3 separate regions of the Mus musculus genome follow, and regions 1 and 3 are each linked to region 2. A link is a loop called in an ENCODE intact Hi-C map of the cell type or tissue named here. Cell type or tissue: heart. All regions are shown on one strand.

Region 1 (8,000 bases), 240 kb after region 2:
TACATTGGGATCTTCTGCTGTTACTAGGCTTCACAAATAACCTCTCATAGGCTCTCTTCATGGTGCCAAGCATCAAAACCTTTGCATGACCCCTTCAGTCATGAAGGCCACCAACTACAACTGAGGCTGCCCCTTCATCAATGGCCTTCTCTGTCCTCTCACTGTGCCAAGCCTCAGCTGTTCTTCATGACTCCTTCATGCCTCAAAACCAGTACCACCTGCGTGACTCTTACACATTACCAAGTACAGCTGCAGCATGAAATACAACCTTGGCTATCTCTGGAACATGGCTTCTTTGTGCTCTCAGAAAACACTTCCCAGAAGATTTCACCTGAGTAATGCTGGTATCTTCTTAATCACCACAAATTTCTTAGCTCCAACTAACCAGCATCAATTGTCCCAGGAATCCCTTCTATTTTTCACTCTAAAGCCAGAGCCACATAGCCAAAGCTACCATGTTTTGATGTTTGCTGGGGCTGGAACATGCATGGCCCCCTCCTTACTCTACTACCAGCTTCCTGTTTTCCAACTCTTCTGCCTAAGCTTGTCTGTCCTGGCATTTGCTCTGTAGATTGACCTTGAACTCAGAGATCTGCATGGCTTTCTCCTGTAATACTCTAATTAAAGGTGTGTACCACCATGCCTGGATTTAAGCTTTTCTTTTATCCCAGGTTAGCCTTAAACTCAGAGATCTGTTTGGCTTTGTCTTCTGGGATTAAAGGTGTGTACCACCATGCCTGGATTTAAATTTAGCTGGATGGGTTCTTACTCCCAAATCCCTTAATCTGCTATCTCCTAGAACATAGGATTCAGGCCCATTTCACTTCCTGGTGCCCCTTTAATACTTTAACCATATATTTTGTATTTTTTCCTTTCTAAGCTTGCTATGCTTGTTCAAAACTTCAGGAGACTTAACCAAAGAGCAAAGTCTCTGTCAATGCAATTAATATAAGTCTCCTTATCTTAGACTCAGATAGACTCTTTAGACAAGGGCAAAAAGCAGCCACAATCGTCACCAAATACCACAAAAGCAGTCTCTAGGCCACATATTGAAATTCTTCTCCAATGAACCCTCCTGGGCCCGGCCTGCACAGTTCAAATCAATCTCAGCAGCAAAGTCTTGCACATTCTTACTAGAATGGCCCACTACACCGCACTAAAAACATTCCACTACTTTCCAAACCCAAAGTCTCAAAAATCCACATTCTTCCAGACAAAAGCATGGTCAGGCCTATCACAGCAATACCCCAGGCCCTGGTACCACTTCATTATTATGGAAGAGCCTGTGATGGCTGGTTTTATGTCAACTTGACACAAGCTATGGTCATCGGAGAAGAGGGAACCTCGATTAAGAGGTTGTAGGCAGGCCTGTAGAACATTTTTTAAAATCAGTGATTAAGGAGGGAGGGCCCAGCCCATTATGGATGGGATCACCGCTGGACATTTTGGCTCACGGTTCTATAAGAAAGCCAAGGGGAACTACTAGCTAGTAAGCATGGCCTCTGTGTCAGCTCCTGCCTCCAGGCTCCTGTCTGGTTGTAGTTCCTGCCCCGACTTCCTCTGATGAGAAACCCTGATGATGAAGCATAAGTGTTTCCTCCCTGAGTTGCCTTGGACATGTGTGTCAGTGCAGCAATAGTTACCCTAAGACAGCAGCCTCTAAAGAGGGGAGAGGGTCTACTCTCTCACCATATCTCCCACAAGAAGCTTCCTGTCTGGTATAGAGTTCACGGCTGAATTTAAAAGTGGAACCGCTTCCTGTATGCCTTCCGGAGCTGTGTCCGTCTAAACCATGAAAGCCACTGTTTCAGCCAGCCAAGTGACAAGTAAAGACCTTTTTCCTACAAGAGAAAAAGTGGACATCTAGAAGGAAATAGTATTCATTTGTAAATGTTCCAGAGTGGACCTTAGGGCAAGCTTAAATCATAACATACATACACATAATTAATATAAATAAGTCATAATATATGCATAGGTCTATATATATTGACACTGCCTTTTGAGAGACATCTACAATGGCAAATGTAAAAAATTACAGAAAAGATGCCCATCCTGAGAAAGTGACACCAGAAATTTGAGACAGCATTTCAGAATCTATAGTTTTTGTTACTATATTGGACCTTTAATGAAATACTATATTTGGGGGCCAGTGAGATGGCTCAGTGGGTAAGGGTGCTCAACTCTAAAACAGACAGCCTGAGTTTGATCCCCAAGACTCACGTGGTAGAAGGAGAGATTGGATTCCTGAAAATTGTCCCCTGACCACCACATGAATGATATGTATACCCACCTCCCAAATAGAAAAAAAGAAGAGAGAGAGAGAGAGAGAAGGGGAGAGAGAGAAAGAGAGGGAGGGAGGGAAGGAGGGAGAGAGGGAGGGAGGGAAGGAGGGAGAGAGGGAGGGAGGGAAGGAGAGAGGGAGAGAGAGACAGGCAAAGAGGCAGAGACACAGAAAGAAAAAAAGAAAAAAGAAAGAAAGGAAGGAAGAGGGAAAAAGAGAAGGGAGGGAGGGAAGGCAGGGAGAGAAGGAAAGAAGGAAGGAAGGAAGGAAGGAAGGAAGGGAGGGAGGGAGGGAGGGAGGGAGGGAGGGAGGGAGGGAGGGAGGGAGGGAGGGAGGGAGAAACTTTAAGAGGAATATAAAGTTGATACACATGCCATGGAAAATTTTTGTGTCATATCCCCCAAATGCTTCAGTTACTAACAGGAACCACACAAAGAGACCCACATGCTCATCCAAAGAGATGAAGACCCTACTGTCCTCGGAAGAGACACAAAGACGTGTGTGAGAGACCTTTCCTCACCACACTTCCACTGTTCCCTACACAGGTCTCCCAAAACAAATTTGGTCAAACTTCTCAGCATTTGACTGCTTCCAACCTCAGTACATAGTGTGTGTATTGGGGAGAACCTAGCAATTAGCTCTCAAAACATGGAGCTATCAGAATACTAGTCTATACTCAGGGTAGGTATCAATAGAGAGTTGATAAGCCACACCCTAGCATACAGGCTAATTTTGACCTTCTATATATGCAACTATAGGTTCTATCCTTCAGACTCAAGTCTCTAAATGTAAATTTCCCATGGAGAATATTTTGAGGGAAGGATAGTGACTGTAGAAGGTAGCCCTGTTTCAAACATATTGCACACAGCATTGTCAATACCTAGAGCACTAATTCAAAGATAGCCTGTAATAATGTTTCCATTAGCAGATAACGTCACGTGAAGGCTTTATTCATAGAGGCTTAATTAACAACTGGTAATGATGGCTCATATCTGTAATCCCAAAATTTGGGAAGCTGAGGCAGGAGGATTAAGAGATCGAGATCACGTCCCCAAAGCCACACACACACACACAGTCAGCCTCATCACACATTGCTCTAAAATGTTCTCATGATTTTCTTTTCTTTTTGCCTTTGTTTATGGCTCCAACACAGTACAAGGTTCTTATGAAGTATGACACCCACAAAAACAAAACTATTCCGGTGGCTGAGAACCCCAACTTCATCTGGAAGAACCACAAGCTCCCCAATGACGTTCCTGGGCTGGGTAAGCCGTTCTTGCTGAGTTTCCTTCTCTCGATGTGGTTTCCGCGCAAGCTGTAGGCAGTTAGCTTGTTTATCTTTTCTTCTCATCTTGCCTAGACTCTCCAGGTTTGTGGCTGGGTTTTACAAGCCCAGTGAGTTCTGGTTAGACCCATCCACATTCGAACCCTGTCTTGAAGATGGTTTCCATATAAGCGGGACCCCCTAGAAAACAAAGTCAGAAAATCAGCAAAATTGAATAGACATAAAAATGTGTACTTTATCCTGTTACTGCTACAGACTCAATGTTTTAAGCAAGGAATATTTGCTGGATCTCACCTCTCCTCAGCTTTGCTCAGCACCTCAGGAAAGGATCTGTCTAGCCCTGTGTGACGCCTGCACGGTACTCACGCCACATTTGCTTGTTCATGTGTCTTTTTACAACATACTGTACAAGATTGGGGTCTAATAGTCACTGATACCTGTTGCTGAAGCATACTGCACTGGAATAATTGAATAATTATGTATTCAATTATTCAATATATTCAATACATTCAATATGTAATTTATTCTATATAATCTACAATATATATTGTAACATTAATATCATAAGAATATATAATGTTATATAATATTATTAAATATAATATAGTGATATATTATATTATATTAATTACACACACACACACACACAAACACACACACACACACACACACACACTGGACCCAGCACTAAAACCATTAATTTAGATGAAAAGGCAGGTCCAGGGTAGCATAGCCAAAGACAATTGCGTTAACATGAGTCAGTTTGCTTTGATTACAACTAAAAGCTTTCTCCTCTAGCAAAGCAGCCTGTTTACCGAGTTCCCTCCAGCCCTACTGTCCTAGGACTTAGAAATCACCCTGCTGTTCACTGTACATTCTTTGAGAAGCCGGCAGAATGCAACAACCAGAATAGCCACTAGAGGGCACAGATGGTTTGCCTTAGAAGTAGCCTGAACCTGACTTAACAGAGAAGCAAAATGAAAATGCGGTTGAATTTTAAACAACTGCATTTAGCCAGGTGGCTCACATCTGTAATCACAGTGTTGGGAATACCGAAGGGAATATTACCATGAGTTGAGGCAATCCTCGGCCACAAAATGAGATCCAGGCCAGCCTGGACTACTGAGTATGACCCTGTCTAAACAACAATGAACTGATTTCATTTAAATAGCATGTTTAAATATCTAATTATGGTCATTATGTCTAGCACAGGGGGTGCTCATTATGTAGGCAGGTAGGGACTGAAATGACCTGAGTGGCTCAGACTCATGCTCTGGCATGGGGGTGTATGATGCCACAGTGTGGAGTTGTATTTTTTCTACAGACTTCCTCTTTGTCTGGGGCTAGGGGTGTGTTACGGTGGCAGTGTGTGATGGTGGTAGGCATGGTGGAAGTACTGTATCCATCAAAAGAAATGTGGTCACGACATGACTTCATGACAGTCTCATGATGGTCATGACATGACGTCACGATGTCATGATGGCATGAGCCCTGAGGTGGGAGCACTTTCCTGCCTAGGTGAGAGGCGAAACAAAGTCACTTAGAAAGCCAGGTGACAGGCAACCCCAGGGCAAAGCTTGCCAAGCAGCCCTCATGGAAATGTGCTACAGTTTTATCGCATGCTAAGCTTCTGCTTGGGACGGAGCAGGGGAGGGATGGGGCGTGGCGGGGCGAGGGACTGGGGGCAACAGAGGGTCAGCGGGTGGGGGAGGAAGAAGGAAGAGAGAGAGAGAACATGAGAAAAGTTTAGGATACAGTATGATTAAACAAAAACATTACAAGATGTGTGATAAGTTTACAGTAGAGGAGGGTCTTAGTATATTTTCATATTGGGGCATCTTTTTCTTGTCTCGGTAAAATAAAGAGGATCAAACTTTTATTCAAAGCTTTCAGCCATTTAAAAATCAATAATTTACTCATGGTGGGTACAGGCTGGCTGGTAGACAACCGAGCTGTGCCTTCAAGGGTCTTGAGTGTCCCCCCATGCTGTGTTAGAGACTCCTGGGGGTGGAGGGGGAGGGAGTGGAACTTTAATGAGAAATCTGTTCATCTTTTCTTGGAGTAATTTCATTAAGTACTTGGAAGTGACCTCCAGTCTTTAAAAAAAAAAAAAAATTTGAACACTTTCCCTATTTGAGCATTTGTTTGCGCGTGCTCTCTCTCTCTCTCTCTCTCTCTCTCTCTCTCTCTCTCTCTCTCTCTCTCTCTCCCTCCCTCCCCTCCCTCCCTCCCTCCCCTCCCCTCTCTCATGCAACTCTCTCCTCTCTCCTTGTCCTTTTTACCATATCCCTTTGTCTTCCAGCTCCTTACACATTTTGCTTCTCACTTTGAGTCATCCTTTCATGGAGCGTACTTACTTCCTGCCAGGTGGGGAAGCTCTGCACACACGTGAGCCAGAATGAGCCTGCGAGGGTTTTTACTGCTGTGGCTTCTGACACTGAACTTGTCCCTTACGTCCTTGGACGTCCCTCCAGTGTTTCCTCGGATTACACTCCCATTTTCCTGAACTCCACTTGTTGTTCTGAAAATCTGTGAATGGAAGACTTCTACTCAAACTATGCGCGCGCGCACACACACACACACACACACACACACACAAGATTCATTCACTCTAACACAGTCAAGTTATTGCTTTCCCTCAATAATAGAAATCTTGGAGAGGAATAGTATACAGCACTGTGGTTTAATATTCTAATTGGCTTTCTTACAGTATGCATCCAGCATTTAAACATAGCCATCTCTTTCTTTCTGCATAGAACCTCTTTAGACACACAGATCTAGAGAATATCATGTAGGCTTATCTCCCTTCAAATTATGTGTTGGAAACCACTTAATGTTCCTATGACAGTAGTGGTTTTGGTTAGAAATAAGGAGCTACATGGCTGTGCCTAGTGGCATGTACCTATAATTCTAGCACACAGGGGGATCATAAGTTTTAGGGCAACTCTGAGCTACTTAGGAAGAGGAGAGAGGGGAGGGGAGGGGAGGGGAGGGGAGGGGAGGGGAGGGGAGGGGAGGGGAGGGGAGGGGAGGAGCAGAGCCTGCAGATGCTGGATGCATAGCACCAATAAAAGATTAATCAAAAAATGTTTTTCAAAAGGGCTCTTCCCTCTCCTGTCCTCGGGCTTCATTTCACCAGGCGGGGCTCTGGGACGCATTTGTGCTGTGGCCCCGCTAATGCACACCCCTTCCTTCTCTGCACAGGCCCTCAAATCCTGATGATTGCCGTCTTCACGCTCACGGGGATCCTGGTAGTTCTGCTGCTGATTGCCCTCCTCGTGCTGAGGTACCTCCTTCCCACAGGCTTGCCCTCCAGATGGGGACGGGAGAAGGGGACAAGCCTGGTGTCCATTGGCGGTGCTTGATGAAAAAGGCAGACCTGGGATCTAGAAGGCACTCTACTTCAAAAGCGGGGTCAAAAGCAGAAGCCGATATGTGTAGATCAGAACCCTGGCATTGAGGCACAGGATTCAGATCGAAGCTCTGGCCTCTGCCCCTGTGAGTCTGTGTGCTCAGGCTAGTTCTGCTGAGTGTTGGGAAGACTGCAAACATGCCTTGTGTCCAGCTAGCCACGTTATGAGCAGTGTCTAACTAGCTATCTTCAGAGATCTACTGGTATATTGTGAAAGATTGAAGATTCATCATACAGTATAGTGTGGAGCCTAGGAGAAGCTTAGAAACCGCCCGTGCCACCAGATGTGGTGACCCGTGCCTGTAATCCCAGACTGAGGCGAGAGAATGTGAGTTTATGGCCAGCTTGCACTACACAGTAAGACTCTGTCCCAGACAAACAAACTAAACCAATAACTCCAAAGAAATCACCTGTTCCAAGTATCCAGAGCCCGAGGAAAGGGCGACAGACTCCATCTGGCAGGTAGCGAGTAGGGGGAGCAGAGATCCAGGCGGGTGAGCACCAGAGCCATGGTTTTCCTGCCTGACTTGGGCATAGCTTGTGCTGGCTGGAGACATAGGACTTATTAAATATTCAATGACTCTATAAGCATCCCAGCTTCTGCCTGTGCGCACTAAACACAGAATATTCTTTCTCGGTGTGTTATCAGGATGCCCCAAGTCAAGTGTCAATTATCTGTGTGTGTCACACACTTTGGTAAGAGTGTGTGACTATTCTTTCTCATGTGCCCCCAGCCCATAGCATGTTTTCTCTGGTGAGGGGGAAGACTGGTTTCTTTGCTCTGAAGGCAGAGTTCATGTCCTAAAGCTATGTTTCTCAGAATACAGGGGACAACAGGTCTACAGCATGACCATTTAATCTTTCAGAAACTAAGGCCGATCAACTTTCCATGGGGGAAATAGGAGATAGATCTGGTTGTCTCTATGCCTGGAGACAGAGGATTCCTAATGGCCAGTCGTGATAAGGAGACCTGATACAAAAGACTAGGCATATGCTATGCGGTTTTCTACTCCAACTACTGA
Region 2 (8,000 bases):
CTCGACTCCCAGCAATATGACAGCGACATCCAGGTACACAGGAAACTGGGAAACACAGCCTTCATCCCAGATCCTACTGTTTCTCCTTCTAGTCTGGTGAAGGAAAACGGGGATTGTGGACCACCCCTTATGGACTCTGCCCTGCCTTCTCTGGTGGCATGCCAGGCAGTGCTCTGGCCACCCCAGTGGAGAATCAGGGCGTGACCTGGCAACTAACTGTTACTCCTGTATGGGGATAGAATTCTCAACCTATAGAAAATATTTCTCCACCTCAATATTATAGAAAGGTGTACTCTTCAAGTTCACGAGTCATTTATGAATCACTGAAGGGTGGATCATTTCCTTGGAAGGGGGTACATTTTTAAAAAAGGAATAGGTTAAATATATATACATGTACAATTACATGCACATACATATACATATATATGGCTGGAGAAAAGGGCTTGGTGTTTAAGAGCACTGGTTGCTCTTCCAGAGGATCTAGGTTCATTTCCCACACCCACAGATCAGCTTCCAATCATCTATAACTCTACTTCTAGTGTATCTGACGCCCTATTCTGACCTCCTCAGACACTGTATGAAACTTGTATACAGACATAGAGATAGGCAAAACACATACACATAAAATAAAGACAAATATTTCTTTTAAAAGAACATTAATCCAATTTCAATGTGTTAAAATTGATATGCAGCCACCCAGAAGCCCACCTGCTGAGTGGGACTGGGGTGCATAATGTAAAATTCACAAAGAATAAATAATATTTTTAAAAGGATACATAGCAATATAGTATTGACATTCTAAATTTATTCCTATTTGGCTCATGAGTTTAAATCATCATTAGAAAAATACTTTATAATCATAAAATTGTACTTTAAATTAAAACAAGCCCTGAATGTCTGCAGCAAGTTATTAGAGCTATGAAGTATACAATTCATAGAGGCATGTGTAGCTATAGAATCGGGGCTTTGAAGGGCATTTTTAAACATCGGATTCTAGTTCAGGGAACTATCACACGTTAATCACAGTGAATGAATAAGAATTGAGAACAGGGGTGAGGATGCAGAGGAGGGACCCTGAGGAATACAGAGGTGACTCCAGATGTAATGTGCACTCTAGCGAAGCAGAACTGATGGGAATGTGGGTTGGAAGGGCCTAGAGGAGCTGGATACACACCCTATCTGCTCAGAGGAAAGCTTACTGACAGCCATAGTTAAGGCTTTAGTGGGGAGGCAAGAAAGAACAGGAGGGGCAGCCACCAGCCTCCCATAATGGAACAGGGAATCTGTTGCTAGGATGCTGACAAGAACAAGGACGTCAGCCTCCAGGGTCCACCCAGAGAGGCCTAAGGGAACCCAACAGATACTTTCAGTGGCCCTACCTCCAGCATCACAGAGCCAAGCACACACTGACTTGGAGAAGACTTTCTGTGGCTTAATAAATGAGTGCTGTATCTTCTGAGACGATCTTCCATGTAAACTAAAATAGATTTTTCTAAAGCCCCAGAAGATATTCTACTAAAAACTATGGTTTACAGAAATTTTAACTTTGTAACAAAGTTGCAGGTCTCCTTGGCTGGAGAGAGGAACTCTACTGACAGCATAATGACTCTTGTCATTAGCCATACATAAAAACAATTGTCTGTTCATTTATTGACCCAAGAGACCCAAGAAGTGTCTCTTGGGTTCATTCTGTTTCCTGCTGCCTTTTTAGGTGGTAAGATGCTTGTGCGTAGAACAATCAATGTGTGGGTTCTGCTCAGTGGGGGGTCATTCGAGGATCCGAGCACTTGATCCCCTGCAGATGGTACTGCGCCAGGAGGCTGTGGGCCATTTAGGCAGCTGAGCTTTGCTGGAGGTCAGAGGTCACCATGGGTGGGCTTTACAGCCTGACCTCACCTCCTGCTTACTTTCACCACTTCCTGTGTGTGGATGAAATGTGCTATCGATGTTTTCTGACTGCTAGGCCAGCCTCGAACTCTGCGATCTACTGCTATTCCTTGCCTGCTATGATGAAATTTGTGTCTCTGGAACCATAAGCCTAAGAAATTCTCTCCCCTCTAAGCTGCTTTTTTTTAGTGGTATTTTTAGCACAGCTACAGCAGAGAAGCTAATACAGTGTCTTTAAGGAACTACTATTCTAACAGGGAACACACACAACAAACAAACACACTGTGCGTGAGAAAAGTGGTATAAACTTAGAGACTAAAGGTCTGTAGGGACCAAGGCACGTCCGATCCACTTTCTTTTCCTAATATGACAAGCACACCCAAGTTGCTAATTAACAGTGATCATCTCGACTCATGGGGATTAATATTCTATATTAACTTTCTTGTGCATTGGCCATTACTTCAACTGTTAGCAATTCATGTCGAGTAAGCCTCATTAACTTTGTGTCCCATTTAAAAAAGAGAGAGAGAGAGAGACCAAGAGACCTTACAGTTACCACAAATCTGGAAAGAACCAAAGTCCACACCAGCAACATCTCTGAACACTGAGGAGTGTCGGCGAGCACAGAGAAAAGCACTCACCCGCATGTCCTTTGGACCCAGGCACACCTTGTGGGTGTCTGAAGTGACCCCTCTCAAAGAGATCTAGCAATGAGCATTCGAGCAGGCTTTTAGATGACATTAAAAACCAGAGGTGATGCTTCAGAGGCCAGCCTTCCTTCTGAAACACCACAGGCAAACCGTGTCTTTTGGGTTGGCTCCAAGTTCACAATGGTCACAGCTTTCAGATGGCCCCCAGCAAGAAGCCCGTGCTGTCCCCACAACACTATATCTGGTTCCTCTCAAACTCACCAAGTTCCATCTTCTATTGGTCTCCGGAAACGTTTAGGCTTCTTACGTTCTGTATTCTACTGAATATCTTGGAAGAGATCTTAAAAATATTCCCTAATCAATAAGGCATAAGAGATTGAGGGCTTAGACATTCAACGCTTTGTTAGGCATTCACCCATTCATTATCTGTCTGTCTGACTGACTGATTGTCTATTATCTATTTATTATCTATCTATCTATCTATCTATCTATCTATCTATCTATCTATCTATCATCTTTTTATTCATCCATCCACCCTTCCTATTTCTGCCCCCCCCCCCAGTCTTCCTTTCCCTTTTTTTTTTTTTAAGACAAGGTCTCATGTAGGCAGACTGGCCTTGAATTCTGAATCCTTCTGCCTCCACATCCTGAATACTGGGATTTAGATGTGAACCACTATACCTAGCTGCCTGCATGTTTGTAAAATTGACAGGTGGTACTACACACACACACACACACACACACACACACACCACACACACTCGGACACAGACACTGTGGAATGGCTCAATGAAATGCTTAACAAATGTATTACCCCACGTACTTATGTTGTGAGTGGTAAAAATATTGAAAGCCAGTAATTTTTCAAAGGCAATATATTTGTGTTAACATTTGTCACCACTGTTTACAACTGAGCTTTGAACTTATTTGTTCTCTCATTGAAGTTATCTGTCTATCCACCACCTTTCCAACCCCTCCGGCTGATTTCTGAAGCCAACACTCTACCCTCTGCTCCTGTGAGTCTGACTTGTTTTCAACCTTCCACAGTGGAGATCACAATATTTGTCTTTCTGTTCATGGCTTATTCCACTGAACATGTACACGCACGCTCACCTGTGCTGTTACAAATGAGGGCCTGCACTCCTCTTCAAGGCCGGATGGTACTCTGTTGCCTGGTCCATCGCTTTTTCTTTACATGTGTTCCTCTGTTGAAGTCCCCACTGGTCCACTCCTTATTTCTCTAGTCTTACTAGTGACATTCTAGTCTTACTTGCAGAAGTAGCACAGAGTAAAGGACCAAGAGAAACATCGACACGATAGATGAGAGAGGGAAGACAGCTCTGTGACAGAATAATTAGTTTAGTTCTGGGTCCAGTAGTGAGATTGCTGGACCACTGTGGAAGGTCTATGTTTAAGTTCATTCTATCCTGTTTTTCCTAATGGAATGGGCTGAGTTCCATTCCCGACATCAGAACACACATTCCTAGGACATGTTGACAATGGAAGAGGTAGTAGGTCATCATCACTCGCTCTGACTTTACTAATAGAAGCACTCAAGGCTGAAAACGGAAAACAAGCAGTCACCACAGTGTTGGTATCTGGCCAACTGAGCAGGATCCATGAGCTGTGCTTTCTTTCCAAGTCAGCAATAAGATGAGGCACAGAGAAGAGATGACAGCAAAGACAAGAGGATGCTCGGTGTGGGGGGGGGGGCTGAGGGATGGTTCCCAATACACAATCAGCATCCAACTTCAGTCACCCTGGGATACACAGTGAGAGTCTGTAGGAAGGGAAGAGGCTGGGAGGAGGAGAGGGAGGAGATGGGGAGGGAAGGAGAGGAGGAACAGGGAGAGAAGGAGGAGAAGGAAGAGGAAGAGGAGAGGGAGATGGGGAGGGAAGGAGAGGAAGAAGAGGGAGAGAAGGAGAAGGAAGAGGAGGAGGAAAAGGAAGAGGAGGAGGAGGAGGAAACGGAAGAGGAGGAGGAAAAGGAAGAGGAGGAAGAGGAGGAGGAGGAGGAAAGGGACTTAGTTTTAGCATTTTTGTTATTTGTTGTGAACCCAAACATCCACAAGATGGCAGTCTAAGTCAAACTTAGGACTTTTAAACAGCTAGTATTGTTGCTAAAAATAGCACAGAGTAAAGAACCAAGAGAAATGGTTGAAAGAATAGTTTAAGGCCTTAAGTAACACGCAGAGACCAGGGTCTCCTCAGGCTTCCCTCCCATCTGCAGCCCCCGGTCCTACAACCTGTGACTTGTCCACTCTCTGGCTAGAGCACCCTGGTGACAAGTGTTCAGAGTAACCACAGAGCTTGAATTGCCGTCCACTGTGGACACTCTGACTTCCTCCTATAGCCAGTCCCTCCAATACTTTGTTTCCTCCTCCCTCCCTCTTTCCTGTGTAGCTCAGAGTTGCCTTGAAGTTGCAGTCTTCCAGCCTCGGCTTCTTGGTGGCTGCATGTTTAGCCCTCCAGCTAATTCTTGGAAATTGTTGGGTTCTCCAGTTTGGGTGTGGGGTGTGTGTGTGTGTGTGTGTGTGTGTGTGTGTGTCTGTGACTATTCCTCCAGAGAAGCATAAGAAATAGCATGTAAGCAAACCGAGAAACTAGTCCCCATTGAACCAGAGGCTAGACTGGACATCATGACTAAGGCTGGCTGAGCAGGTCTCAGCTCTGCAAGGCAGGTTGTCAAAGGAAAGGCAGCTGAAATATTTACAAGATGCAGACTGCAGGCAGTGCATGGGATCCTTCCGGGGAAACGTCTTTCCTGTTCTTGAGTCAGGTCTACCTAGATTATCTGTCCTAACAGTCAGGGGACTATAGATGTTGCAGGCCTCCACAGACCGACACAGTTTCCTTAGCCATTTCCCTTCCCTCTCTACTCCTGGGCTTCCTAAGACACAGCGCTCATTGCTCTAACGCGAGCCCCTGAAGCTGTGGTTGCCTGGGTCTCCCGATGCTCACCATCCGTTGTTCTCCAAGTGTTTCATGACGATTTAAACAACAGAGACTTTGAATTCTGTCTTCCCGGGGGCTGAGGATGAAGGAAGATCCGAGTAGGGGGAAGCCAGGAAGGACCCATACACCACCCTCAGCAACCATGCCACCGCTTCGGACTAGCCTGGTCTACCGCTTCGGACTAGCCTGGCATCGTGGTTTGACGTCTGTGTTTGAACACTTGACTTGGGTTTTGGCTGGTGTTTTGGAAGGTTATGGAACCTTTAGGAAGTGGGCTTCACCAGAGGAAGTGGGCCATTGGGGTCAGGCATTGAGGTTTATCTGGTCTGTCCCTCGTCCCTGTCTGCTCTCTGCTTCCTGTTCTGCTAAGACAAGCAATGAGGGGGAGCAGGCGCTCACTCCTACCACCACGGCTGCCTGCCCCTGTGGTTTTCCCTCCATTGTGAACTGGATCACTGTCCGCTCAGACTAGGAGCCGCAATCAGTCCTTTTTTTTTTTTTTAAGTTGTTTCATGCAGCCAAAGCAACGAGAACAGTAACACAGCATAGACTTGCTGACTGGTTTCCATTCTCGATGGATGAATAAGTGCTAACGGGCTGTGCACCCTGTCCCCATAGGTCTCTCAGGCTTCCTCGGTGTGTTCTCTCGCTGCCTCCCCGAAATTGCATTAACTTGCCCAATTCCCTGCAGCCTTGGGCTTTTGTGTTGCCCTCTCTTTGCCTGGTGTATTCCCATCTGTAATACCTTCTTTTAATATATATATATGCCTGCAGACTAGAAAGGGGTATCGGAGCTCATAAATGGTTATGCGACATCATATGGTTGCTGGGAATTGAACTCAAGACCTCTGGAAGAGCAGTTGGTACCCTTAACCTCTGAGCCATCTTTCCAGCCCCATAACACCTTCTTTACAGGATGCCTGACCTGATGGCTTGTTTACCTGGTTATTTTTCCATTACATCTATGTGTGGTCTTTTATGCCACAAAGAATCACGGACCCTACACAGGTGGTGTTTTGAGGTTCCAGGTGCATTCTTGTTTAATATTTATCTCCACTAGAGTACCAATGCTGTGGATACAGGAACCACACCTGATTTCCTTCTTTGAAATTCTGGCACCGGCAAGAATATGCAGCATGAACAGGCTCCTCCCACTTCTGGAAGGAGAGGAAATGTTACCCTCTGTATGTCTGTCAAGGTCTAACACAGGATGTTAGCTTCCCATGTCAGGGATAATGTATCACCAACCAATGGGCAGAAAAACAATGGAAACAAATTCTCTTCCAGTCTGCAAGGTTTGAGGATGAAATCCAAGCACTGACCAGGCTGGGCCACCCCAAAAACAACCTCTTCTGCTTCTGGTTGCCCTAGGCACTGTTTGGTCATAGCAGCTTGTCACCAAACTCCATTCTCTTATGACCATCTCCCCTGCCTGAGCGAGTGTGTGTGCATGTGTGTGTGCGTGTGTATGTGTGTGTGTGTGTGTGTGTGTGTGTGTGTGTATCTTTTACATCCCTTTTCTCATGGGGAAACAGCCACACTTGGTTACAGCCTACCTTTGATTCAGTTTAGTGACTTCAGGACCCTGTTTATATTCATAAACAAAAAGATCTAAATGTATTTTTCCTATCATAAAACATAAGCCAACCTGTAACACTAGCATTTAGAAAAAATATAGTTGATACCAAAGATTTTATGATATATGTAGGTATATATTTAGGTTTATGGAATTATACAATATTTGAACAGAAATATTTTTGTTTAACTAAGTAGATTTTTTAAAAAAGATTTATTTATTTATTATATGTAAGTACACTGTAGCTGTCTTCAGACACTCCAGAAGAGGGAGTCAGATCTTGTTACGGATGGTTGTGAGATGGTTGTGAGCCACCATGTGGTTGCTGGGATTTGAACTCCAGACCTTCGGAAGAGCAGTCGGGTGCTCTTACCCACTGAACCATCTCACCAGCCCAACTAAATAGATTTTAAACTAAAGTCACTTGTATCTTGTTCACAAATATAGTGGGAACACTCCTTAATAATTCAACTAATAAATTGAACTGTGCGAGTTAACTTAAGTACTACTTAATCTTACGTAAGCAGTTGTTATAAGAAAAAGAGCGGCAGACAACCGGCCACCATCCGGACCAGAGGACAGGTGTCCGCCTGGCTTGGGAGGCGGCCTCAGCCTCAGCAGCAGCGGTCGCCATCTTGGTTCCGGGACTCAGCAGAACTTAGGAAATTAGTCTGAACAGGTTAGAGGGTGCGCCAGAGAACCGGACAGCTTCTGGGACGGGCAGAAGCACAGAGCCGCTGAGGCAGCAGCCTGAGCGGGCCACAGAAAACCGGCCACCATCCGGACCAGAGGACAGGTGTCCGCCTGGCTCGGGAGACGGCCTCAGCCTCAGGAGCAGCGGTCACCATCTTGGTTCCAGGACTCCCTGGAACTTAGGATTTTAGTCTGCACAGGTGAGAGTCTGCACCACAGAAGCTGACAGCTTCTGGGAA
Region 3 (8,000 bases), 360 kb after region 2:
CGATATGATTCCTGACTTGCTGTGTGTGTGTGTGTGTGTGTGTGTGTGTAGGTCAAAGAATGGCTTCCATCCTTCCAGAGTGAGGAGCCCCAAGTGCCATAGATGCATAAACATTATTCACCATTTCTTCTTCAATAAATTTAACAGTTATTTATTGAGCACTTCCGTATGTTAAACCTTTGGCACCTTCTCCTGATGCCGAAATGAACAGGTATGAGTCAATACGACAAAATTCCCTTCCTTAGTAGAGTTTATATACTGAGAAAGAAAAGAAAAAAAAAGCAGATGAATAATAGACCCGGAGAAATTTCTCAGCGGGTAGAGTGCGTCCCACAACTCACATCAAGAACGCTGGGCTTTGTTCAGTTCTGAGCCCCATTTTTTAATGGGGTTATTTGATTTTCTGAAGTCCACCTTCTTGAGTTCTTTATATATGTTGGATATTAGTCCCCTATCTGATTTAGGATAGGTAAAGATCCTTTCCCAATCTGTTGGTGGTCTTTTTGTCCTATTGACGGTGTCTTTTGCCTTGCAGAAACTTTGGAGTTTCATTAGGTCCCATTTGTCAATTCTCGATCTTACAGAGCAAGCCATTGCTGTTCTGTTCAGGAATCTTTCCCCTGTACCCATATCTTCAAGGCTTTTCCCCACTTTCTCCTCTATAAGTTTCAGTGTCTCTGGTTTTATGTGAAGTTCCTTGATCCACTTAGATTGAGGAATACCGAATGGCAGAGAAGCACCTGAAAAAATGCTCAACATCCTTAATCATCAGGGAAATGCAAATCAAAACAACCCTGAGATTCCACCTCACACCAGTCAGAATGGCTAAGATCAAAAATTCAGGTGACAGCAGATGCTGGCGTGGATGTGGAGAAAGAGGAACACTCCTCCATTGTTGGTGGGATTGCAGGCTTGTACAACCACTCTGGAGATCAGTCTGGCGGTTCCTCAGAAAACTGGATATAGTACTACCGGAGGATCCAGCAATACCTCTCCTGGGCATATATCCAGAAGATGCCCCAACTGGTAAGAAGGACACATGCTCCACTATGTTCATAGCAGCCTTATTTATAATAGCCAGAAGCTGGAAGGAACCCAGATGCCCCTCAACAGAGGAATGGATACAGAAGATGTGGTACATCTACACAATGGAGTACTACTCAGCTATTAAAAAGAATGAATTTATGAAATTCCTGGCCAAATGGATGGACCTGGAGGGCATCATCCTGAGTGAGGTAACACATTCACAAAGGAACTCACACAATATGTACTCACTGATAAGTGGATATTAGCCCAAAACCTAAGATACCCAAGATATAAGATACAATTTCCTAAACACATGAAACTCAAGAAAAATGAAGACTGAAGTGTGAACACTATGCCCCTCCTTAGAAGTGGGAGCAAAACACCCTTGGAAGGAGTTACAGAGACAAAGTTTGGAGTTGAGATAAAAGGATGGACCATGTAGACACTACCATATCCGGGGATCCATCCCATAATCAGCTTCCAAATGCTGACACCATTGCATACACTAGCAAGATTATGCTGAAAGGACCCTGATATAGCTGTCTCTTGTCAGAGTATGCCTGGGCCTAGCAAACATAGAAGTGGATGCTCACAGTCGGCTATTGGATGGATCACATGGCCCCCAATGAAGGAGCTAGAGAAAGTACCAAAGAAGCTAAAGGGATCTGCAACCCTATAGGTGGAACAACATTATGAACTAACCAGTACCCCGGAGCTCTTGACTCTAGCTGCATATGCATCAAAAGATGGCCTAGTCGGCCATCACTGGAAAGAGAGGCCCATTGGACACGCAAACTTTATATGCCCCAGTACAGGGGAACGCCAGGGCCATAAAAGGGGAGTGGGTGGGTAGGGGAGAGGGGGTGGGTGGCTATGGGGGACTTTTGGTATAGCATTGCAAATGTAAATGAGCGAAATACCTAATAAAAAATGGAAAAAAAAAAAAAAAAAAAAAGAACGCTGGGCTTGGTGGTGGGCGGGTGTATCCCAGAGCTGGGAGCAGGGGCTGCTGGGTGTAAGCTGCCGGCCTGGATGCCCCAGATTCACTCCGTGGGGCCCGTGTGGAGAGCACTGACTCACTCTGGTTATTCTCCGACCTCCCTGACCCACACGCACGCCACAGCACGCTTGGGCACACACTTTTTTTTTTTTTAACTTTTTATTGATTCTTTGTGAAGTGTCACATTATGCACTCCAATCCCACTCATCTCTCCATCCATCCGCTTCCGCCCTTTACCCACCCACCTTCCCCTCAAACATGAAAACAAAAAGTAAAAAAATAAGAAAAAAAAACTCATGTGGAAGCTTCGGACACATACTCTTATTTATTAATTATTCACTTTACATTCTGATTGCTGCCCCCTCCATCTCCTCTCTCACACAGTCCCTCCCCCATACCCTCTTTCCCTGTCCTCTGAGAGGGTGGGGCTCCCCCGACCCCACCCCCACTCTGGCACATCAAGTCTCTGTAGGGCTAGGCTAACCTCTCCCACTGAGGCAGCCCAGCCAGGGAAACAGAATCCACAGATAAACAACAGTTCTAGGGACAGTCCCCGCTGCAGTTATTGGGAGACCTGCATGAAGACCAAGTTGCACATCTGCTACATATGTGTGGTGTGGACCTGAATCCAACTCAGGTATGCACTTTAGTTGGTGGTTCAGTCTCTGAGAGCCCCAAGAGTTCAAGGGAGTTGACTCTGGTGGTCTTCCTGTGGAGTTCCTGTCCCCTTCAGGGCCCTCAATCTTTTCCCTCTCACACTTCCATAAGAGTCCCAGCTCTGTCCACTGTTTGGCTGTGGGTCTCTGCATCTGTTGCAGTCAGCTGCTGGGTGGAGTCTCTCAGAGGACAGTTATGCTAGGCTCCTGTCTGCAAGCACAACAGAGTATAATTAATAGTGTCAGGGACTGGTGCTTGCCCATGGGATGGGTCTCAAGTTGGGCCGGTCATTGGTTGGCCATTCCCTCAGCCTCTGCTCCATTTCTGTCCCTGCATTTCTTGTTGACAGGAAAAATTTGGGGTAAAAAGTTTTGTGGGTGTATTGGGGTCCCCATCCCTCCACTGGGGGTTCTACCTGGCTACTGGAGGTGGCCACTTAAGGTTCCATGAATCTCAACTAAAGTCACCCTGCCCATAGGCTCCAGGGAGCCTCCCCCATTCCAGGTGTCTGGCACATTCTACAGATGCCCCCCAACCCTGCCAGCCACCAATTTACATTCACTCTCCTGGCCCCCTGGGACTCTCTCCTGTCTCCCCACATCTGATCCTGAACACCCCCATTCCCCTCCCCATCTTTCTCTCACTCAGTTCCTTCCATACCTCTGCCTCCCATGATTATTTTATTCCCTCTTCTAAGTGAGATCCAAGCATCCTGACTTGGACCTTCCTTCTTGTTTAGCTTCGTTGGGACTGTGGGATAGATCCAGGGTATTGTATGACTAATATCCACTTATCAGAGAGTACATAACGTGCGTGTCCTTGTGGGTCTGGGTTACCTCACTCAGGATGATATTTTCTATTTCCATCCATTTGCCTGCAAATTTCACGATGTCCTTGTTTTTAATAGCTGAGTAGTATTCCATTGTGTAGATGTACCACATTTTCTTATTCATTCTTCCATTCTGGCTATTATGAATAAAGCTGCTATGAATAGAGTAGAGCACCTGTCCTTGTGATAGGGTGTAGCATCTTTGAGGTAAATGCATTGTTGATCACAGACTGCTTCCAGTCTCGACGTTTGGGCTCCTTGTGTTTTAGTGAAATCCAGTGTGTGTGTGTGTGTGTGTGTAGTATATGTGTATGTGCATGTCATAACACACATGTGGAGGTCAGGAGTGGGTTTCAGGGACAGAGCTCAGCTTGTCAGGCTTGGCGGCCGGTGCCTTTCCCTGCTTCCTTACTTGGCCCTTATCAAGGTGGGCTTTGTTTACTGAAAAAAGACTGCGTCTTAATCTCAGCAACAAAGTTACCATGGGATGCTATCTGAGGGCGGGCGTTATAGAACGTGGCATTTCTCCTTTTCCCCTTAACTGAGAATGATCTGCCTTCCAGAGCTACCTTTGGGATGGCAGCGAGGTTAGGATCGACAGGAACGACGTTTCCCTTTATGGCCAAGCATGGGGACTTGGTATCCTCCTTTAATGTTTTGCTTGCTGTTTTTAAGCTCGACAATATAGAGTCACCCTCCTCGAGTAGCTTTTGCAACCCAATTCATCACTTTGTTTTTGCTGTTCGAGAACTCTAGGCAGGCTGTATTTTACTACCCTCTGGCTTCTTAAGGACCCTTACTCTGCAATGAGAGGTTCTCAGTCACTCATTTACAAAAGAACGCCTGCCCTCTTGTGTCCAGACAGAGTACTACAGCAAGGAGGGACTTAGCAAACCTGCATTCTACCGGCTAGGATCCTCCTTCTCCAGGGCTCGCCCACAGAGGCCATGCCTGTTTGTTGTTTGAGCACTGCAAAAGGGACTTAGAAATGAATGAGCTGTCCCTGAAACCTGTCCCAACTTCTATCCCATATCCAGCCTGTATCTTCCCAGAAAGGGTACTCACTAAAATTGCGTTCAAGGGTGCGCCATCAAGCCTGCATGCTGGAGTAGGAAATTCACTTTTGCTCCGTAATCCTCTTGTGTAAGCTGACCCAGCCTTGGAGAATCTCCTTCAGTCGGACACTCCTCTTACCTTTGAGATTCTTACTCCGAAACTCCGGACCTTAAACAGGTTGTGAGAGCCGAATGATGTCATCAGCCTCAGGCTGTCAGAGGTGAAGTGCGGATAGCCAGGCTTGGTGTAAGCTGTCCACGTGACTGAAATGCATTCTCGTCTTTCAAGTCCTCTTGCTCCTCGCTTTCGTTTGTTGAGATGGATAAGGGTTTCATGTGGCCCAAGTTGGCCATGACCAGATCTGCTGCTCTCACCTCAGCAGCACTGGGATTCAGAACAGGACCTCCACATCTGGCCAGACTTCGGCTTTATGTCACCCCTCTACCGGACTCCAACCCTGCCTGGCCCATCCCAGGCTCCTAGAAGCTGCACAGTGATACACATCATTGGGGGTGGGGGTTCAACTGTTTCCTGTATGAGTGCCCTTTGTACGCAGACAGAAGGGCATTTGTTTTCATTCTCTGGGGAGGGGGCTGAAAAAAATTCATAAAACTCCTGTTGCTTTAGTCATTAATGTATATGAAAAGGCTAATGTTTTAGGTGTGAAAGGAAGTTGGTATAAAGAAATATGTATATATATATATATATATATATATATATATACACACATAAAAGAGCCATTCACAACGTATATTTATTTAAATATCAGATGTACTCCATAGATACACACAGTTTTACTTTTTAGTTAAGAAACCAAAACCAGGGCCCCCCAGAGACGGCTCAGTGGTTAAGAGCACCTGCTGCTCTTGCAGGGAACCTGGGGTTTGGTTCCCAGCACCTACATGGCAGCTCACAATTGTCTGTAACTCCAAGTTCCAGGAGTTCTGATGCCCTCTTCTGGCCTCCTCAGGCACTGCACATATGTGTTTTATAGTTACATACATATATACAGGCAAACCATTAACACACATAAAATTTTTTAAAAATTTAAATACCCCAAAACTGTAATACTAAGGGCCAACAAGATCACTCATTGGGGGGGGGAAAATGCTTGCTTTGAAATCCTAATGGTCTAAGGTCAGTCCATGGAAAGGTGGGAAGGAAAAACTGTTAGCGTTTCTCCTGTTGTGATAAACACCAGGACCAAAAGCGCCTTGGAGAAGACAGGGCCTTTTTCTGTGCGTAGCCTATAGCCCATCACTGAGACGTCAGGGCAGGAGCTTGAGTCAAGAATGTAGAGAGAGGAACTGAATGAAGCAGAGGCCATAGAGGAGTTCAGCTTACCGGCTTGTTCAGCCTGCTGTCTTATACACACAGGGGACACCAGGCCAGAGATAGCATCAGCCGTGGCTTCTGGGCTTTCTCATGTCAATCAATAATCAAGATGATAACCCCCAGGCTTGCCTACAGGCTGTCTGCCAGAGGCATGTTCTCAACTAAGGTTCCGTCTTCCCAGATACATTCAAGATCGTGGCACGCTGACAAAAAGAAACAAACAAACAAACAACAACCAGGACAAGAAGCAGCTGCACAAAGTTGTTCTTCGCCCTCCAGCTGTGTTGCACACAGTCCATGTATTTGCACACATATACATACGACAATGACCTGCTGAATATAAATAAATAACATAGACAAAATGTTAAGTGATAATAGCATGTGGATAGTAATGCTTAGCTATGCCAAAAAGAACGGGGTTGTTATAAAAAGGTAGACATCTGAGCCTATGTTGGTCGATTCTGTCCTAACGGAGGAGTTTAGACCGGGTAACCTCCAAACACAAGTCTGTTGCCTGCAGGTCTAGACACTGGGAAGTTCAAGGTGAGGGCAATGGCAGGCTGTGAAAGCTCTTTCTTACAGGTGGTGCCTCGCTATGTGTGCACACGGTGGACAGAGCAAGCGCACTCTCTCTGGCCTCTTTCCAGTGCCTAGCCTACCCCTGAGTTCTCAGACATTTCTTTAACACTCTCAGTTGTAGACATCTATCAGTTGCTGACAATGGTCCAGTTGTGTCTGGTCTACCTGTCCACTCTCACCCAGCCCAGACTTCAACATAAGCCTACACTGTCTCCAACATTTAGAAGACTCTGTGAACCAGGGTGTCAAAGCCTACTTTCAAAGCCAGGTTCAGATTTACACATGTAGATTCATCCATGTTTAAAAGTCATAAAGATTCCAATAAAATTCATAAAGAACAGAGAGAAAAGAAGGAGGAGGAGGAAGAGGAGGAGGAATAGGAGGAGAAGGAGAAGGAGAAGAAGAAGAAGAAGAAGAAGAAGAAGAAGAAGAAGAAGAAGAAGAAGAAAAGAAGAAGAAGAAGAAGAAAGAAGAAGAAGAAGAAGAGGAGGAGGAGGAGGAGGAGGAGGAGAAGGAGAAGGAGAAGAAGAAGAAGAAGAAGAAGAAGAAGAAGAAGAAGAAGAAGAGGAAGAAGAAGAAGAGGAGGAAGAAGAGGAAGAAGAAGAGGAAGAAGAAGAAGAGGAAGAAAGAAGAAGAGGAAGAAAGAGGAAGAAATATGGGTACACTGTACTGTGAGCCTTCATGTGGTTGCTGGGAATGGAGGTGGCTCCCTCCGGCCCAAAGATTTATTATTATATCTAAGTACACTGTAGCTGTCTGTTGCCTGCAGGTCTAGACACTGGGAAGTTCAAGGTGAGGGCAATGAAGAGGGCATCAGATCTCATTTCGGATGGTTGTGGGCCACCATGTGGTCGCTGGGAATTGAACTCAGGACCTTCAGAAGAGCAGTCAGCACTCTTAACCACTGAGCCATCTCTCCAGCCTGACATCTAAATTCTTTTTTTTTAAAGATTTATTTATTATTATATGTAAGTACACTGTAGCTGTCTTCAGACACACCAGAAGAGGGCGTCAGATCTCATTATGGATGGTTGTAAGCCACCATGTGGTTGCTGGGATTTGAACTCAGGACCTTCGGAAGAGCAGTCAGTGCTCTTAACCGCTGAGCCATCTCTCCAGCCCCGACATCTAAATTCTTAACTGCCTAGCAAAGGCACACATACACATACACACACCCTCAGATATTCAGGCTTTTTAGACAATCTAGAAGGTTATGGGCTCTACTGGCACCTGTGCACACTGCAGCTTAGTAACTACCAAGTAGCTGGGCCAATGCTGGGAGTGCCTGCTACAGAGCAAAGCAAGCCATAGCTTCTACATTGCCAGACCTACTGTGTATGCGAAGCCCTGTGATGACGGTGGTTGTGTGGGCCATGTAGACATGCAATGACCTGTGATGATGGTGGCTGTGCGGACCGTGTGGGCATGCGATGACCTGTGCGTTTGTCTTCTTCTAGGGTTCTTGGAGTCTCTGGATGACTTTTATATTCTCAGCAGTGGCCTGATATTGCTGCAGAC

The links. Hi-C counts contacts between places; a loop is a spot of excess contacts. Peaks named below come from ENCODE experiments on the same cell type or tissue, not always from the same donor. Only the 100,000 strongest peaks of a DNase experiment are listed, where the experiment ranks them.
Region 1: it touches region 2 in a loop (4-fold over the local background); 2 of 42 quality-filtered maps call a loop at or near these places.
Region 3: a loop joins it to region 2, with 7 times the contacts of the local background. A loop is called at or near these places in 22 of 42 quality-filtered maps.

What each region holds. Positions count from the first base shown.
Region 1 is chr6:136,739,462-136,747,461 of GRCm38, reverse strand. Gucy2c (guanylate cyclase 2c) reads left to right here. Exons shown (of 27, transcript NM_001127318.1): 10 at 3,435-3,546; 11 at 6,771-6,852. Among named protein-coding and RNA genes, the nearest start is that of Gucy2c, 38 kb to the left of the region's middle. In heart, a CTCF peak has its summit at 4,474 (motif pointing right); a DNase peak (open chromatin) is centred at 4,491.
Region 2 is chr6:136,977,297-136,985,296 of GRCm38, reverse strand. It overlaps Gm30055 (a long non-coding RNA gene), which reads right to left and starts at 4,483. Exons shown (of 3, transcript XR_378077.3): 1 at 3,651-4,483; 2 at 2,799-2,877. In heart, a CTCF peak has its summit at 4,609 (motif pointing right); DNase peaks (open chromatin) are centred at 4,806 and 5,816; H3K4me3 peaks cover 222 bases; H3K27ac peaks cover 1,342 bases.
Region 3 is chr6:136,617,342-136,625,341 of GRCm38, reverse strand. It overlaps Plbd1 (phospholipase B domain containing 1), which reads left to right. Exons shown (of 11, transcript NM_025806.2): 7 at 7,940-8,000. Among named protein-coding and RNA genes, the nearest start is that of Gm40409, 8.8 kb to the left of the region's middle. In heart, CTCF peaks have their summits at 4,377 (motif pointing left) and 5,511 (motif pointing left); a DNase peak (open chromatin) is centred at 4,411; H3K4me3 peaks cover 635 bases.